Linked DNA regions of Homo sapiens: all the other regions are linked to region 2. A link is a contact called in ENCODE Hi-C or POLR2A ChIA-PET data. All regions are on one chromosome and are shown on one strand. Each heading gives the region's core, a stretch centred on a gene start or an enhancer-like site at or near the end of the contact. The rest is flanking DNA. Distances are from core to core; before and after follow the strand shown.

Evidence for each region. Hi-C counts contacts between places; a loop is a spot of excess contacts on that map. ChIA-PET counts read pairs that join two places held with the same protein, here RNA polymerase II (POLR2A). Pooled maps may share reads with other maps.
Region 1: POLR2A ChIA-PET joins it to region 2 with 14 read pairs in activated CD4-positive, alpha-beta T cell. The contact joins the enhancer-like site here to the promoter of SMAD2 in region 2. POLR2A ChIA-PET finds 5 or more read pairs at or near these places in 2 of 52 experiments (H1 and activated CD4-positive, alpha-beta T cell).
Region 3: a loop to region 2 is called in a map with no recorded cell type, with 17 times the contacts of the local background. The contact joins the enhancer-like site here to the promoter of SMAD2 in region 2. A Hi-C loop is called at or near these places in 1 of 37 single-sample maps with no recorded cell type and 6 of 50 pooled maps. POLR2A ChIA-PET finds 5 or more read pairs at or near these places in 1 of 52 experiments (CD4-positive, alpha-beta T cell).

Annotation. Positions count from the first base shown.
Region 1 is chr18:44,597,892-44,600,883 of GRCh38, reverse strand. No RefSeq gene overlaps it. Among named protein-coding and RNA genes, the nearest start is that of LINC01601, 68 kb to the right of the region's middle. Within about 2 kb of position 1,368, at least 5 of the 41 ENCODE cell types and tissues checked have a DNase peak (open chromatin) inside an H3K27ac peak, as active enhancers do.
Region 2 is chr18:47,929,240-47,932,287 of GRCh38, reverse strand. SMAD2 (SMAD family member 2) reads left to right here and starts at 1,629. Exons shown (of 11, transcript NM_005901.6): 1 at 1,629-1,927. It overlaps LOC124904297 (a long non-coding RNA gene), which reads left to right. Exons shown (of 2, transcript XR_007066360.1): 2 at 1-100. RefSeq lists silencers at 711-1,640, 1,671-2,200.
Region 3 is chr18:51,150,745-51,153,638 of GRCh38, reverse strand. No RefSeq gene overlaps it. Among named protein-coding and RNA genes, the nearest start is that of MEX3C, 45 kb to the left of the region's middle. RefSeq lists enhancers at 1,618-1,667, 1,678-1,837. Within about 2 kb of position 1,303, at least 6 of the 41 ENCODE cell types and tissues checked have a DNase peak (open chromatin) inside an H3K27ac peak, as active enhancers do.

The sequences.
Region 1 (2,992 bases), core at 119-2,618, 3.3 Mb after region 2:
CCTGTCAGAAGTTCTCCTAAGAGTCCAACATGAGTGAATGTTTTGAGGACCATCAATGGTCTGTCTAACGCATCATCATCATTATTTTTTAAATGTGATATAATTTCTGTGTTGCAGGAATTTTCAGTTCATGAAGATATTTTACTTACAAGATAAAGACATGTTCATAAACAGGGAACAGATAATCCTTTTCAATGTTTTCCTATTTGAGTCATACAATCTCAGGTTTGGGACAGGGAAAGAAACCATGAATTGATGAGAGAAAGTGGTCCTAATTCCTTCATAGTGATTGTGATAATACAATAATACATGGAAATTGTAATAATCCTTTGTATTTATGGACACTTCAAATTTTCAAATTACTTATACATTAGTGATCTCACCTGATCCTCCTTTCGTTTCTCAGTTCCAGGATTATTTTTTTCCTTTAACTGTATTGACTATTCAGACACCTGCGTCTGCTGTTAGCACAGTTTTTGGGGACCTTGATAGCCCACTTAGGTGTCCCATTTTACTCCCTCAGCTTTCACTTTCATCACAGTAGTCCCTTCAGCCTACCCTCCTAAGTTTCTTTCCTTCCTTTTCCCTTCCTTCCCTCCCTCTTTTCCTCCATAAACATTTAAGAATTCAAGGGTGTTTCATATGCCAAGCACTATGTTAGATGCTAGAGATGAATAGTTAACAAGGGTCTTCAGTCTGAAGAGATCAATCTTATTGAGGAGATGGAGAAAAAAAAAACAGACAAGTATGCCGTGATGGTGATATAATAGTGGTGAACAAAGGAGGTTCTGAAGAAGGTCAGGGCAGGGAGCTGATTCTAACATAAAGAGGGAGGTCAGGGAAAACTTCCCGGAGGAGGCACACCCTGGGTTAAGTTGATCAGGAAGATTGGCAGAGGGGACAGTGTGAGTAAAGCCCGAAAAACCTGCTTCTTAGCTGCTCTTGGTTTCACTGAGGGCAAAAGAAAGAGTGCAGTGCTCTTGAGTTACAATGTTTCTGTCCTCAAGATCAGGGATTATTTAGAGTTTTGGCTTTAAAAGTCAAGCCATAGATCCTATGAATTCTGAGACTGACGCCTTGAGCTTTCTAGACCACCCTTCTCTTTTGGTCAGACCTGAGGTGCTGATGGAGCCACTGGCTCCTGCTACATCTCTGGGTTTGCCAGTGATTAAGGGCATTTTTGTCTGAGTGCCTAAGTGCTGGGGCAGACTGCCCAGCTTCAATGAATCGATGGACTAAAAATTGTCTTCCCAGCAGGCATTGCCAAGCAGCCTCCAGCCAACACTACAAGCAACTGAGAAAAGATCCATTGAGCTCAGCAGGAGGCTCTGTTTCGGCTGACTCAGCTCCCTGGAAGCACTTCTCCAGTCATTTATATCTCTACTTTTCCTCTCTGAGCTCCGCTCTGTATCTCTGCTCTTTGTGCCAAGCTGGGAGGCACTGAGGTTTCAAATGGCTATGCATTATCAATATCTCAGTGTGCTTCTGACAGGGCATAAAGTAGACCTGACCCAATAGTCCATTTTTATTCTCTATTAGTTTAATTCACATTGGGTTTGGCCCAAGTCATAAAGATTTTAGTTCAAGAAAAACATTTTACAAGGTGACGAATGAGATTAATCTTGCAAAGATCGTGGAAAATAAAATATTTGAATTGGAAAACCAGAGTTTAAGAAACATGTGAAAGGTCATACAACCAGCTGGTGGAGGAACTAGGTCTAGAACCTAAAATTAGGTAGGGCTTCTGGCGAACTTCGCTTTTCTACAAATTACTATGTTTTCCTTTTTTTCTAGAGAGTATTTTTGAAAATAATATTCTATTATAACTGCAACACTATGAAGTCATTAGGGCACATGGCAATGCTAAAACTTTGTTGATGAGGAAAATTGGGCAGACTTACCAAAGGTCACTCAAAGATAAGCAACAGACCTGGGATAGAATTATTTTTCTTTTTTTTTTTGGTGAACCACATTGTAGAATGACCTAGTTCAATAAATCAGGAGATCTGGTTTGAGAGATTAAGTTGGGGCCATTTTGGCCTCTAGTAAGCCATCAGTTTTGAGCAAGTCTCTTGTCACTCTGGTTTCCAGGATGTTCCTCGCCTGTAAAATGTGCAGATTTGCCCGGCTGTGGGCCTACAAAAAGCAGAATACTTAAAGCAGCCAGGCCTTTGGTGCTTTCTTCTAGGGGGCACCTGTGAGTCGGTTTAGCTGATGGCAGATACTCTGGAATGCTGGTCCACAACGGGGAACCCTTCTGATTGTTTCAGAGAACTTAGAAATAGATATTTTTATGTAAAATCTCTTTATTTTTAATTGTTGATGAGATGTACAAAATAAAACAAACAGTGTTTGAGCCAAAAAAAAAATGCCTGAGGGCTAGAAGTAGCTTATAAATTGTCTGTTTGCAATGTCTAAATGGCAAGTTCTGCAGTCTTGGTGAGTGTTAACACTCCGTGACTCCATACACCTTGGAACTCCTTCTAAGTTGTGTTCCTTCGAGTAACACAAAAAGATTACTTGATTATGTAAATGAGTGCTAAATTTCCTTGGAGCTCATTGTCATTCAAATATATCTTAAATACCTAGTAAATTGCTTTGAAGGAGTTTAAGTATTAGGTCTTAAAGATATGTAATGAAAAGGGAAACCTTGAAGTCCTCCTTTTTTTTTTCCTTTGGTGGGTTCCAATGAATAGATTTATTTTGGCTTTGAAATAACATTGCTCCTGCATTCCTCACTGTTGTCCTATGTCCTGGTCTCAACTGGACGATAGATTTTTTTAAAGACCAGAAACTGTTCTCTATATCTTTTCCTTTTCTCCTTGGCCAACATCATATGTGAACACAGTCTGAGCCTGGATAGTCACTCCTTTCCTTCCGGCCCTCTTTCATCCATTGGTGTTTGTTCCTGAATTATACAATGGTTCTCTTGAGACAGGAATAGTACAGGGTGGTCACAGGAGAATAAAAATTCTAGGCAATAGTTTAACAT
Region 2 (3,048 bases), core at 380-2,879:
ACTGTTTGGAGTGCTCATTTGGTACTTCCTGATTACCGATTTGTATTGCTAGTGCTTCTTTCCCGCTTATTTGAAGTCCCCAATTAAATCTATAAACTAAGCCACACATGAGAATGAATTACTGGACAGGCAGCCAAAAAAAAACTGTGTTCTAGTCTTGTCTCTGGCACCTGTGTGAAACCTAAGTTTCTTTTCAACTTTAGTTCTACGGTACTCCCTGCCTGTGTCACAGTGGGTGCATAGTAAACACCTGATGTGATTAGTTGGGCTCAATATTTTGTCAGCAGAGGCTTGGGTGTTCCTAAGGGTAACCGCAACAAGGTTTTCCCTGGGTGCAGTTATGTTCTGGGCAGCCGTAAGTTTAGGGCCTTGCTGCCTCCTGTAGGGCAGATGTGCAAGTTGGGGCCTAATCGTCGCAACAGTGGAGAAAAGGGGAAGGGAAGATATCCCAGCCATTAAGGGACATCGTGACAGATGTTTCTTTTAGACTTCACAAAGACCCTTCGGGACATGGATTATTGATATCATTTTTACTGAAGACGGAACCAAAATTTAGGTTAAACACTTATACCTGGCATCCCCTACCCGGGCCCTAAGTGCTCTCCAAAGACCCCACCTCTGGGCTTATTTACATCGCGAACCCGCCCTCGTTCAGCAACACGAGGGCCCCGCCCGCTCATTTGCATAGGGCGCGCCCAGTCACGGGCCGGGTCCTCGGGCTTCTCCCGAACCCCTTTTCTCTCTCAGGCGCGTCCTCCGCGCTGCGCGGGGCCTCCCCGTGGGATGAGCACGTGTCCGCTGCCGGCCTCACGACGGACGGTGGACGAGGCGGCAGGCCCCTACAGGCCCCACCCACGACGCTGGCGAGGGATCGGGCGGTCACCGGGAATCGTCTTAATGCGCGGCAAGGCGCGGGCCTCTCCCTCTCCGCCCGTGAGCCCCGGTGGGAGCGCGCCGGCGCCCAACTCAAGCGAAACCGCGGGCGTCCCGCCCCGCCCGGCCGCGCCCCGCCTCGCCTCACGCTAGACTGGGGAGGCGGGACCAATCAGCGAGCGACGTCTCCCTTCCGATTCGAGGCCCCCGATGCGCGGCTCACACCCCGAGCTTCCCTCGTGCTGATTGGCTGCGGGCGCCGCCGGTCCGGCCGGGAGGCGGGGCGGGCCGTAGGCAAAGGGAGGTGGGGAGGCGGTGGCCGGCGACTCCCCGCGCCCCGCTCGCCCCCCGGCCCTTCCCGCGGTGCTCGGCCTCGTTCCTTTCCTCCTCCGCTCCCTCCGTCTTCCATACCCGCCCCGCGCGGCTTTCGGCCGGCGTGCCTCGCGCCCTAACGGGCGGCTGGAGGCGCCAATCAGCGGGCGGCAGGGTGCCAGCCCCGGGGCTGCGCCGGCGAATCGGCGGGGCCCGCGGCCCAGGGTGGCAGGCGGGTCTACCCGCGCGGCCGCGGCGGCGGAGAAGCAGCTCGCCAGCCAGCAGCCCGCCAGCCGCCGGGAGGTGGGTGCGTGGCGCCGCGGCGGCCGGCGGCCGAGGGCGGAGGGCGGAAGCGGAGGTGGGCTGGCGGGGGAGGGCGCGGCCGTGCGGGCGGCCGGTAGGGCTGCGGGCGCGCGCCTGAGGGGAGGAGGGGCAGCGCGGGCGCGCGCGTCCTCACCCCCTCCTTCCCCGCGGGCGGCGGCCAGGCTCCCTCCCCTCCCCTTCCCTCTCCTCCCCTCCCCTCCCCTCTCTTCCCCTACCCTCCCGCGCGCCCGGGCCGCCGGCCGGGCCCGGGCCTGGGGGCGGGGCGGGAAGACGGCGGCCGGGAGTGTTTTCAGTTCCGCCTCCAATCGCCCATTCCCCTCTTCCCCTCCCAGCCCCCTCCATCCCATCGGAAGAGGAAGGAACAAAAGGTCCCGGACCCCCCGGATCTGACGGGGCGGGACCTGGCGCCACCTTGCAGGTAAAGCCTGGGCGCCCGCGGGCCTCCAGCTAGGGAAGTGTTTGCGTGCGTCCGCGGCCGGGGCGATGGGCCGTGTCACATGGCCGCTGCGGGTGGGGGCTGGGGTGTGGTGAGTTCGGGGGCTGTGGGTGCGCCGGCCCGGGCGTGCGGGTTCGGGGCCGGAGAGCCGGGAAGGGACGGGGCTCGGTTGCACTGCGCTGCCGCCCAGGCTGACGGGGGCGGGGGCTGCCTGCGTCCCTTCCCCTCGCTGCTCTCACACTCCATAGTTTGTGGTTCTGATTTTTAAAGCCGAAGGGCCAGAGCTCTTGTTTCAGGAGTTGTGGGGAAGCCTTGTTAGGGACGCGTAATACTTTGCCTCCACTTTTTTTTTTTGGTCTCGTAACCTTTGTTAACAGTGGTAGTCTCGGGTTTTCCATGGCTTGTGTGTACTCACAAACACGCACACAGCTGATAACTCTGTGATCATCCTTCACTCACTTGTGAAAGTTGTTCTGCGGGTGGAGCCTATTAGTTTTTATCACACGCCTTTGGAAAGCCCTCGAAGTGATTTCTCGTATTTCAAACTTGGTTTTTAAAATTGCAACTTACTTTGTTCTCTTGGAGGGGGATATTGTCTTTGGGTCAGGTACTTTTGTCTTTTACTTATCCTTAAAATGTCCTTTTGATCCTAAACAGAAAAAGAATGCCTGGGTTGGTTTTGTTATTCCTTTCTCTTGACCCTTTAAAAGCAAAATACCACCAGTGTGTTGTCAACCATACCTTTAAAAAAGAAATTTCCAGGTAAAACGAATTTGCAAGCAGCATTTTCCATCAAAGTCATGTCTTGTTTGTTGCAATTTGGACTATCTTAAATTTGGGTTTGTGAAACTTTTAAAACGACATGTGTAAAATAATTGTTAATAAATAAATAACTTGGAATAATTACATCTTTTTAGAAATGGTCTTTGAAATGTGATTTAATTTCCAAAATTCTTTTTCTCTCTTCTGACTTCATATGAATTGAACCTGATAGTTTCGTATGAATGAATCGCTGATAGGATGTTTTCCTTGAGCCTAGTAATAAATTTGCTCTTATTATGCTGAAAATTTGCTATTCTACTTTAACACCCTTTAAAAAGTTT
Region 3 (2,894 bases), core at 54-2,553, 3.2 Mb before region 2:
AGTCAAACCCAGGCCTAGGGAGAGGCAGGTAAAGAGCTTCTTAAGTGAAATACCAGGGTCTCAAATCCAAGAATTTTAGATCTGGAGTTTCCAAACACCCTGAGACTCATACCAGACACATTCAGTAGGTCCTCTCTACAAGACTTTTAGTTTTCATTTGAATTAAAGTCTTAAAAATTAATGTAAACACATCTGACATCAGATGATCATCTCACAACTCTCACAACTAAGTATGTCTAGAGATCTCAGAGCCAAATAGTAGTAATTTTATAGGACGGAGCAGAGGATTTCATTTGTAAACGCCACAATAGTGTTCTGTATAGTGAAATGTTGCAATTTTTCCAATAGAGGCAAGATTTGGAAGAGCCCCATCATCAGACCACACAGCCTGGGTATCACTGAGTGCAGCATTCATGGTGTTTGAGTTCAGAAAAACAACATAGCAAGTCACATTAATGTGCTAACAAGTTCGGGTGGTTTTTCAGGAACTTTTGGTGTTTTCTTTGTACACTGATTTTGGTTTTAGAATTACTTAAGAGCCATTAAAATATATAGAAGTTAAATAATTTTATGGCTGGGTGCGGTGGCTCACACCTGTAATCCCAGCACTTTGGGAGGCCAAGGCGGGCGGATCACGAGGTCAGGAAATCGAGACCATCCTGGCTAATACGGTGAAACACCGTCTCTACTAAAAATATAAACAATTAGCCAGGCATTGGGGTGCATGCCTGTAATCCCAGCTACTGGGGAGGCTGAGGCAGGAGAATGGCGTGAACCCAGGAGGCGCAGTTTGCGGTGAGCCGAGATCGCGCCACTGCACTCCAGCCTGGGCGACAAAGCAAGACACCTTCTCAAAAAATAAAAATAAAAAATTATGTTCGTACTTATTTAAGTAATATGATAAACAAAATAATTTCAGTCATCCCTAGGGAATCATACGATTTCTGGTTTCCTTTGTGTAACAGAGGTTTGTACCTGACTCCGATGTAAAAACCATTACTCTCATGTTTGAATCAGATAGCTAGAATTATCTACAACAAAGGCTCATGCTGGAAGAATTAAAGCGAGGTCTTTCAGGGCTTAGGACTAGCAAAGATAGGGGGCCCTAGGGAAGCCTGTTGTCCCTAGCGTGTTTACTGGGAGCTGAGGTTAAGCAGACGCGGAAGAGGTAAAAAAAAAAAAAATAAAAAATAAGAGGCGAGGCTAACATCTAGGGAAGAAACAGCAAGCCTGTCTGCGGGGGCCACCAGAGGGCATGTTCACTACCAGCAACACACACACGCGCGCACACACACACCCACACACGCCCACACAGCCCCGGAGGCCACGGGAGACAGGTGAGGCCATCGCCCTGGGAGTGACAAAGTGACTCCTCACCTGCTCCACTGCCTTGGGGGCAGGGGAGTGTATGACACTTCAAGCGCTCACTGACTGTTCCTTGCCAGTGGATTGGGGGGTCCCAGTGATTAGGTCTGGGCTGTCATGGTCAGGAGGGCCACAGCTTTCCTCAGGTTGTTCCTCAGACATCTCAGAAACCACACTGACCACAGGAGCAAAACAAGAAGCACAGCTGTGCAAGAGGTATACAGCCAGAAGTGGCCAAATTTATGCCAGCCAATAAAGAAGCCCATAATGCGGCAAGGCTCTAGTCCTGCCACCCGCGGTGTGGGGACACGACGAAGGAGCAAGTCCAATCAACAGTCCTCCGCGTCCCTCCAGCAGTTGAGTCAGGAAGTCAGGTGCCAGGTCCTCTCGGGACAGAAACTCCAGAGATCTGGGTTTTCTGCCCTCTGAGACTGGACCTGCGAGAATCTTCTTATTTGGAAGGAGGTGGTTGGTAAAGGAAGACAAAATAAGGCTGGAAACAGACCCAGACACATTTAGAAACAAACGGAGCAAATGAAGCACTGGGGAGAGTCACTTTCTGAAAGCCAGACACCTCAGGACCATGTGGGTGGGGTGTTTCCAGGGAGGACGGAAACTTTCACCATCACCTTCCTGTCAACTGAGTGTCTGACCCCACCCCAAGTGTACTTGTGTGCTAGGACCGCCGTAATAAAATACCACACTGGGCAGTGTCAACAACAGACATTCATTTTCTCACAGTTCTAGAGGCTGGAAGTCCAAAATGGAGGTGTTGCAGGGCTGGTTTCTCTTGCTGCTCCTCTCCTCAGCTCGCAGCTGGCCGCCTTCTGCAGTGCCTTCACATGGTGCCCACCTTCTGCAGTGCCCAGCTTCTGCAGTGCCTGCCTTCTGCAGTGCCCACCTTCTCCAGTGCCCGCCTTCTGCAGTGCCTGCCTTCTCCAGTGCCTGCCTTCTCCAGTGCCTGCCATCAGCAGTGCTCACCTTCTGCAGTGCCTTCACATGGGCTTTGCTCTGTGACCGTGCATACGTGGCATCTCCTCCTCCTCTTATTGTAAGGACACTGTGCCACCATAGGAGGGGGGCCAGACCTTTATGACCTCACTTAACCTTAATTACCTCTTTAAAGGTCTGATTTCCAGGCCAGGCAATACCAGCACTTTGGGAGGCAGAGATGGGTTGATCAACTGAGGTCAGGGGTTTGGGACCAGCCTGGCCAACATGGCAAAAACCCGTCTCTACTAAAAATATAAAAATTAGCCAGCCATGGTGGCAGGCACCTATAATCCCAGCTACTGGGGAGGCTGAGGCAGGAGAATCAATTGAACATGGGAGGCGAAGGTTGCAGTGAGCCAAGAGCACACCACTGCATGCTAGCCTGGGCGACACAGTAAGACTGTGTCTCAAAATAAATAAATAAATAAATAAAGGTCTGATTTCCAAATACGGTTACATGCTGAGGTATTGGGGGTTAGGATTTCAATATAGGAATTTTGCGGGGAGACAATTCAGTCCATAACAACGATAAAATC